Linked DNA regions of Homo sapiens: region 1 is linked to region 2. A link is a contact called in ENCODE Hi-C or POLR2A ChIA-PET data. All regions are on one chromosome and are shown on one strand. The core of a region is the stretch at or near the end of the contact, and the rest is flanking DNA. Distances in the headings are between cores, read along the strand shown. Region 1 holds the start of ATXN2 (ataxin 2). Region 2 holds the start of RAD9B (RAD9 checkpoint clamp component B).

Evidence for each region. Hi-C counts contacts between places; a loop is a spot of excess contacts on that map. ChIA-PET counts read pairs that join two places held with the same protein, here RNA polymerase II (POLR2A). Pooled maps may share reads with other maps.
Region 1: a loop to region 2 is called in a map of naive thymus-derived CD4-positive, alpha-beta T cell, with 10 times the contacts of the local background. The contact joins the promoter of ATXN2 here to the promoter of RAD9B in region 2. A Hi-C loop is called at or near these places in 1 of 168 maps with a recorded cell type or tissue (naive thymus-derived CD4-positive, alpha-beta T cell) and 8 of 50 pooled maps. POLR2A ChIA-PET finds 5 or more read pairs at or near these places in 1 of 52 experiments (Panc1).

Annotation. Positions count from the first base shown.
Region 1 is chr12:111,597,201-111,601,406 of GRCh38, forward strand. ATXN2 (ataxin 2) reads right to left here and starts at 2,115. Exons shown (of 25, transcript NM_001372574.1): 1 at 1,584-2,115. The coding sequence starts at 1,834. It overlaps ATXN2-AS (ATXN2 antisense RNA), which reads left to right and starts at 2,298. Exons shown (of 2, transcript NR_146497.1): 1 at 2,298-2,353; 2 at 2,628-3,055. RefSeq lists silencers at 760-889, 1,480-1,529, 1,620-1,789, 1,850-2,159 and an enhancer at 2,620-2,849.
Region 2 is chr12:110,500,405-110,504,525 of GRCh38, forward strand. It overlaps RAD9B (RAD9 checkpoint clamp component B), which reads left to right and starts at 1,927. Exons shown (of 11, transcript NM_001286535.2): 1 at 1,927-1,979; 2 at 3,402-3,472. The coding sequence starts at 1,934. VPS29 (VPS29 retromer complex component) reads right to left here and starts at 1,707. Exons shown (of 4, transcript NM_016226.5): 1 at 1,645-1,707. The coding sequence starts at 1,647. RefSeq lists an enhancer at 1,536-1,675.

The DNA of each region.
Region 1 (4,206 bases), core at 865-3,364, 1.1 Mb after region 2:
CCCTTTGAAGGCAGCAGAATTCCTTAAAAACCAGCTGATTCCTCTTGATGGGGAATTTCTGCTGTAAATAAAAATTCTTTGGAAATGGGTTGCTGAAAATGTGTTTTCAAAAAGAAAACTCGGGTGAATGAAAAATCCTCTTATTCCACCTTCCAAAGCCCAAGATGCCTATTTAAGGAGGACGCCGGTCACCCGCCGTCAAGCCGGCGGCCTAGGCCTAAAGAAGGCACAGTAGTGCCTACAACACGGATGGACTTGAGGCACAAGGGAAATGGACTTGCGTGCCCTTGGTAAGCTCTGGCGGCACTCCCGAAGTTAAGGACACCGGCCACAATGGAATGGAGTCTATTGACGTTTCCTTCTCCCTTTGAACACTAAGCATTTTCTTAGTTCGTGAAATACGAACTGACAACCGCCCGCCACCCCCAACAGGCCCTCCTGCACAAACACACCCTCGAGTCAAACCCAGTTAGCCGGGACAACACTGAGCCCCCAGCCCCTACTACAACCCCGGCTTAGGAGGGAAAAAGACGCTAGTAAACACCCGCCTTTCTGCCTTCAGGAACCCGACCACGTCCCCTGCTGCAATCTCTCTCTCCTAGCATTTCCGAAATTGGGGCGGGGGTTGGGATAAGTGCGCAGGGTGCCCGCCCCCTGCCACCAGCACCGCCACCCCGGATCTCCAGGGTCCAGCCTGGGTCCAGCCCTCACCCACCGATGTTCCACAGGCGCCTTCTCCACTGCGGCCTCGAACAGCAATGCGGATCGGCCACCACCCGCGCGCCGGAGAGGTCTGGCGGGGGAAGGAGGAAGGCCGGGACGGGGCCGGGCACTCCCCACCCCTTCCCTTCCCCAGGTGGGGGAGGGTGGAACGCTGCCGGAGGCCACATGGAGCCCCACGATTTCAGGGGAGTTCGGGAGCCCCCGCCGCCGCCTCGGACACGAACGCAGAGGGGTGCGGGGGCCAAGGCCCACTTGTCTCCACCCCGTCCTCCGATCTTTCCCAGGACTCGGAGGGGGCGGGGAGAGAGCCCCGACAGACCCTGATGATTCCGGAGGAGCCCGGTGCCTACCCCTTTAACCGGCACGGGGGACGCGGCCCTAACTTCTCCCCTCCAGAGATGTCCCCCATGGAGGGGGACATGTTCCGGAAAACGCCACCACAGCCTCCAGACCCCTCCAACGTTCACACCTAAACCGGGAGTGGAGGAGCTGCCCGAGCATCCCCACGCTGCGGGCGGAGGATCGTGCGGAAGGGGGAGCCGGGGCTGACCATCGCCGCTACCCGAGAACCCCTCCCAACACGCGTGGGGAGGGGAGGCCGCCCGCTCCCTCCATCTTGACCGCCGGGGGAGGGGGCGGGGATGCTGCGGGAGGCTGGACAGGCCTGACAATCCCAGAGGACCCCGGCTGCGCCCACCGGCCGAGCCTCGGGGCTCAGGCCCGAGCGAGTCTCCCCCGCGCTGCCGGCCCCCAGCCCACCCCGGGTAGCCCGGCGGGTCACGGGGCGGGGACGGCGGCGCGGGCCGCGGGGGAGGGGACGCCGGGCCCGGAGCGGAGGGGGCTGGGGTGCCGACACCCACCTGCCCAGGCCGGGCCTCCCGCCGCCGGAGGTCGCCGCGACCACCGAGGAGGGAGCCGTGGCCGAGGACGAGGAGACCGAGGACGAGGACGGCGAAGGCGCGGCGGCGGGCGACGCTAGAAGGCCGCTGCCGCCGGGCTTGCGGACATTGGCAGCCGCGGGCGGCGGCTGCTGCTGCTGCTGCTGCTGCTGCTGTTGCTGCTGCTGCTGCTGCTGCTGCTGCTGCTGCTGCTGCTGGGGCTTCAGCGACATGGTGAGGGGCCCATACACCGGCTCGCACGCCGGGCGGGGACAGCCGGGAGCCGGGCGCGCCAAGGAGACGCCGGAACGCGGCGGGGACGCGCGGGCGCCGAGCGGGGAGGCGCGGGTTGGCGCGGCCGGAGGGGCGCCCGGGCTGGCGAGGGGGAGAAGGAGGACGACGAAGGGGCGGGGAGGCCCGCCGAGACCAAGGAGCCGCCGGGAGCCGGGCCGAAACGCGCCGCCGCCGTTGCCGTTGCTACCAAAACAGTCTGAGGCGGAGGGAGGCGAGCTCTGCCGGGAGGGAGGGGGGCCGGGGCCGGGCGGGGGAGGGGCGGCGGAGGGATACGGTCCCGGGGCCGCGCCACCGCCGCCCCGCCCGCTCCGCCGCGCCGGCCGCTGGAGCGAGCGCCACCCGGGCCACCTGGCTGCGGCGAAGCGGCGAGACTCGGTGGCCACCGCGGGACTCCGAGGAGCTGCGGCCGCTGAGCGCATCGGAGGGCGGGCGCGCCGAGGCGCCGGGTGGGAGCGGAGGTGCGGATAGGGACTCTTTACCGGAAGTCGGAGGGGTCAGACGGAAGCAGAACGTGAGGTGGCCCCGGGGCCGGGAGGGACACGTGAGGAGCGGGCGGCGCGCTGGGTTGCTTTCTCGGGGGTCGGGTGAGGGCCAGGCGGCGGTCCCTACCCGGATCCGCCTTCCTCAAGGCGGGTCTGCCCTTCGGGGAGGGCGTGTCGGTCTCAGCCTCTGGGGCCTGCCTGGTGTGGAGGACAGGAGAGAAGCATTTCTTCTCCTACTGTATTCCTTCAGCATCTTCACTTCTGCGGGGACCTAGTTTGCCCCCACCTGATGCAACCCAGAAAATGGACTGACTGCGAGTGCCTTGGGGCGGAGAATGTGTCTTGCTACGTGTAAAGCACCTAGAACCCTGCCAGATTCAGGGGACACAGCATCCTGCCGTTTTCCTGCCGTCCCCCGCCCGCCACACAGTAGGCGCTCCAGTGGCTCGGGGCATCTACCAGGCAGGCCGCGCTGTCCTGCCCTGCCGGGGCTGGAGTGGAGCAACCCTCCGGGGCCACCCACATCTGGGTACCTTTTCCCCACTTTTTCCACCCCAGCCGCGCACAGTCACCAGAAAACTCTTTTAGGTATCTGACCTTCATTTGAACCTATGTTCCCTCACTTGAACTTCTTTTTCCTCATTCATGAGATTCTAAAGGAAATATATGGGATTGGGACTGGTAGAACTACGGATAATGGGATCTCCCTCGGTAGAGACAGAGCCGACCTCAAAACAATGTGCGAACTTTAGACCTTGGACCCTTTAGAAGTTTTAATTTAACTTACCCAGCCAGCACAGTAGACTCTTTTTAAAATGTGTTGCAGTTAAACTGGAAGCAAGTAGAAAGTAGGTAACTTTTTTTTTTTTTTTTGAGCAGTGAATCTATTGTTTTTTAAAGTGAAATGACTTCAGGAAATAATAGGGGAAGAAACACCAAAATTCCCCTCAATGTCCTAGAACTGTCCAGATAAAGGTAAAGACTTAGATAAACGTGGAGAATGATTGAACCAGCAGTTTTCAGTAGTCCAACTGAAATTAACCTCCTAGATAGTCCAGGCAAAAATGATCATTGTATTCTGCCAATGTAGGAAATCAGTTTTATTTCCCATCTAAGGTAAAAAGTAGATCAAGGGACCATTGCAAAACCCTTTAAAAATTAACCTAGCCTAGCCAACATGGTGAAACCCCGTCTCTACCAAAAATATAAAAATTAGCCGGGTGTGGTGGTGGGCGCCTGTAATCCCAGCTACTCGGGAGGCTGATACAGGAGAATTGCTTGAATCCGGGAGGTGGAGGTTGCAGTCAGCCGAGATCATGCACTCCAGCCTGGGCGACAGAGCGAGACTCCGTCTCAAAAAATAAATAAATAAATAAATAAATAAAGTAACCTAAAGGAAACTGGAACTAAAAAACCAGTTGAAACAAAAAAATACCTGTACCCGGCTGTGGTACAGGCCAGGGCTGCTGTGAGGGGAAGCTCCTGGAGAGGGTGACATGGGGCAGGGACCCAAATGAGCATGGGCATGAGGATCCTGGGGAGAAACGCTCCAGGTGGAGGGCACAGCGAGGGCAAAGGCTCTGAGGGGGGAGTCTGAGGAACAGCAAGGAGGCCTGCAATGGAGCAGGTCGTCAATGGTGTCCCGTTATATTCTTTCTTTAATAGAAATACAAACACTTGGCCTGGCGCGGTGGCTCACACCTGTAATCCCAGCACTCTGGGAGGCCGAGGCGGATGGATCACCTGAGGTCAGGAGTTCAAGACCAGCGTGGCCAACATGGTGAAACCCCATCGCTACTAAAAATACGAAAAAATTAGCTGGGCGTGGT
Region 2 (4,121 bases), core at 677-3,176:
AAACCATGGCAAGTAATTATGTCTTCTCCCATGGATAGGTGTCTCGAAATTACTGTAAACGGATTACTTTAAATTGGAGTCTGTTTAGAAGCAAAAATTAAAAGTGAGATTAAAGATTTTAAAGAAGCATGCACCATAAATCTCTGGCTGCCATGTCTGTAAGTCCCCCTCTTGAAAAGGCTGTTTGTCATGCAATAGTAATAATCTTAAAAATGCATAGCTTCTTTGGTTTCCTTGTAAAAATAAAAAAGAATGCAATAAATGCCTGTCAGAGGTAGACGTCCCTTTACAGCCAACCTCCATCAACACAAATATGAAGATAATCACAGCTCCATTTCAAACAATTGATTTTTTTTTTTTTTTTGAGCAGCAGCAAGATTTATTGTGAAGAGCGAAAGAACAAAGCTTACACAGGGTGGAAGGGGACCCGAGTGGGTTGCCCCAAACAATTGACTTTTTAAGAGTCAAAGGCACCTTTGAAAATATGATTACAGGCCGGGCGCGGTGGCTCACGCCTGTAACCCCAGCACTTTGGGAGGCCGAGGCGGGTGGATCATCTGAGGTCGGGAGGTAGAGACCAGCCTGACCAACATGGTGAAACCCCGTCTCTACTAAAAATACAAAAATTTAGACGGGCTTGGTGGCGGGCGCCTGTAATCCCAGCTACTCGGGAGGCTGAGGCAGGAGCTGAGGCTTGAACCCGGGCGGCATTGCAGTGAGCCGAGATCGCGGCATTGCACTCCAGCCTGGGCGACAGAGCGAGACTCCATCTCAAAAAGAAAGAAAGAAAATATGATTACAGCTCTGAGTCCTCTCTAGTAGAGGCCCCCAGTTTTTATGTAGGAAGGTCTGAGGGGCACCAAACTACTGGGGGTGAAGGGGTGATTGCTTGAAGGTGGCTGGGGGAGACTAGGTAAGTCTCCAACACCGGCACTCTCCCCAGAAAAATGTGTATATTCACAAAAATTTCCCAACAGTTTCAATGAGTTCACACATCATTAAGGAATCCTACCCTAAAGAGGCGTAGCAACCCGTGGAAAGAAACAGTTCCAGCAATTGCAAGCGCCAAATCCCGCCCTCTGAGAGCACACCTGCTCATCTCAATGGCAGCTAGATGTTATTTCAGGAGCGAGGAGGGTGGTTTATTCCCTTTCCCTAGATGGCAAAGTTAAACGGGTACGAAATTCTGCTCGCTACTTCCTGTTCTGCATTCGAGAGGCCAGCTTCCACCACTACACCCCAACCAGCGGGAGGTGCTTTTTGCGGGAAACGAGTAGGAACCGTCTGGAAACGGAGGACCGTGCCCCTATCCCCGGAACATTCGAGGTATAGGACCAAAGGCCTTCCCTGGCTCGGGCGTGCGTGTCTCGTGACAGGTCGGGCTGCTAGAGGGGCCTTTTTACCCCTTGGATGGCCTCTGGCCCCTTGGGGCCGGGATACGAGACCTAGGCCAGCCGCACCCAGAGGTGGCCGCTCCCTTCCTTCCCTAGACCTCTTCTGGGCCTTTCCCAGGCCAGCGCCTGGGCCCTGACGCCGAGGCCTCCGGGATTTCCCAATTCCTCGCCCTCGGCCTCCCCACGGCTCCCAACAACGCAGCACCCCACCCGAGAGCCAGGCCTTGGTCGCCGCAACTGCAGCCCTCACCATCCTGTCACCGGGCTCCGCTCAGTCACCACCACCGTCGCCGCCCTCTTCCTCAGGCTCCTCGGCGACCCGCCCACTTAACCGCAACCAATGAGAGCAGAGGGAGACAGAAATTGCCGTACGGAGGCCCGCACGGACCCTTCTCCGCCGTAAAGCCGTTTGGGAACTTGTGGAGGCGGGGTGGTAGAGTGCAGAGACGAGATCGCGAAGCTTTGAAAAGCGCGGGCAACATCCGGGCACCTGGGCCGTCGAGCTGAGGCGCGCCTTCCGAGCCTGCTTTTTAGGGCGGATGGCAGCCATGCTGAAGTGCGTGATGAGCGGCAGTCAGGTGAAAGGTGGAGCGGCCTTTGTTGTCTTCCCATTTAGCAGAGAGAAAAGCAGACGTTAATAGGTCGTCCCTACCATTGTCTAATTTTTCCTCTTTGCCTTTTTGCGCAATGACTGAGGACGCACGCCCTGGCCACAGCCCCACCCACTCAAGTCCCTGTTAACTTCTGAGGGGAGGATGAGGACCCATCTCGTGTGACTTAGAGGCAGATGTAATATGGGTGGTATCCGGGAAATAGAGTTGTACCATCGGGCCACAAACTCGGGATGCTGAGGACTGCATGGGGAAGAGTTGAGAGAAAAAAATAATGCTTGGACAGTAAAAGTATTTTTGTGCCAAGAGAACAGCATTAACCTGGTTTTTTTTTTCCCCAGATTCTACCATTTTTAAAAATGTATGAACTTGGAAAAGTCACTAAATCTCTTTGGGGCTCAGTTTCTAAAACGGAAACAGGGGTAATGACAGCACCTTCGTCACAGAGTTTGTTTGGAGGCAATGAAATGGAAATGCGTGTAAAGAGCCCAGTAATAGATGGAATGTACAAGAACTATTAGTGTTGTAAACGGCGCTTTCAAAATGGAAGTTAGGCCGGGTGCAGTGGCTCACGCCTGTAATCCTAGCACTTTGGGAGGCCAAGGCGGGTGGATCACCTTAGGTCGGGAGTTCGAGACCACCCTGACCAACATGATGAAACCCCGTCTCTACTAAACATACAAAAATTAGCCGGGCTTAGTGGTGGGCGCCTGTAATCCCAAGCTACTTGGAAGGCTGAGGCGAGAGGATCGATTGAGCCCGGGAGGTTGAGGCTGCAGTGAGTTGAGCTCGTGCCACTGCACTCCAGCCTGAGTGTCAGAGTGAGACTCTGTCTCAAAAAAAATAAAAAATAAAAAGAACATTAACAATGTCGTACGGGATCAGACTAGTGTGTTTTCCAGCCCTAAATGTGTTCTGTGGTGGGGAAATCTGGCTGCCCTCAAACATCAGAGATGTATGTTGGATACCCCTAATTTCTCTCTCATGACTTGTTGTGACTTGGCTATCAAGCTATTAAAACCACTTCAGATTATCTTCTCCATGCACTGTTTTCACAGTTTTTGGGGGGTCAAATACATTTATCTAAATCAAGTTGTAAAATACATTAGTATGGAAATTGGTTTGCACAGTAGCTCCATGCAACACTGTAAACATATAGAAGGACAAATTTCGGTCAATTTTATCATTTCACACACTACAAATTTATTGAGCCCTGACTATGTGTCTGGCATTTTGCCAAGGGTATTATACTGTATTAAAGTAATGTAGCATTAGTCTGTAAGATACTGTTATTTTTGAATTTCTCTTGAGTCCTCTGAATGCTGAACTAGTCTTGTGATTTGTTTTTATTGTTAGAGGGAAAGAATATAAGCATCACCTTTCTTTTTCTCCATAGTATTTGGGAAAGCAGTTCAAGCTCTATCACGAATTAGTGACGAGTTCTGGCTAGACCCATCTAAAAAAGGTGTAAGTAAGAAAGTTAACAGATCACGTATCAAGGCAAGAGGAGATGTTTAAAGATCCCAGTCCAGATTGAATGTTAACTAGGAAATCCAGAAATTGTAATTATCCCTTTCACTGTTTATCTTTATTTTACATATCTGAATACACTTAGAGCATGGTAAAGTTGAAAATATGCAGATAAGCTTGATTGATTTAAACTGGAAGTCACAAACTGGTAGTTAAGAGACTAGCTACGGTCTGCAGGAATGTTTGTTGGCCTGCACTGTTTTTTTTTTTTTTTAATTTGAAATAATTTCCAACATTTAAAAATTGAGGCCGGGCGCGATGGCTCACGCCTGTAATCCCAGCACTTTGGGAGGCCGAGGTGGGTGGATCACCTGAGGTCAGGAGTTCGAGACTAGCCTGGTCCACATGGTGAAACTCCTTCTCTACTAAAAATATAAAAATTAGCCTGGCATGGTGGTGGGCACCTGTAATCCCAGCTACTCGGGAGGCTGAGGTGGGAGAATTGCTTGAATCCAGCAGATGGAGGTTGCAGTGAGTGAGCCGACATGGTGCCACTGCACTCCAGCCTGGGCAACAGAGTGAGAGTGAGACTCCGTCCCAAAAAAAAAAAAAAAAAAAATTGAGTCAAATTTTTCCTGCTTCTCTT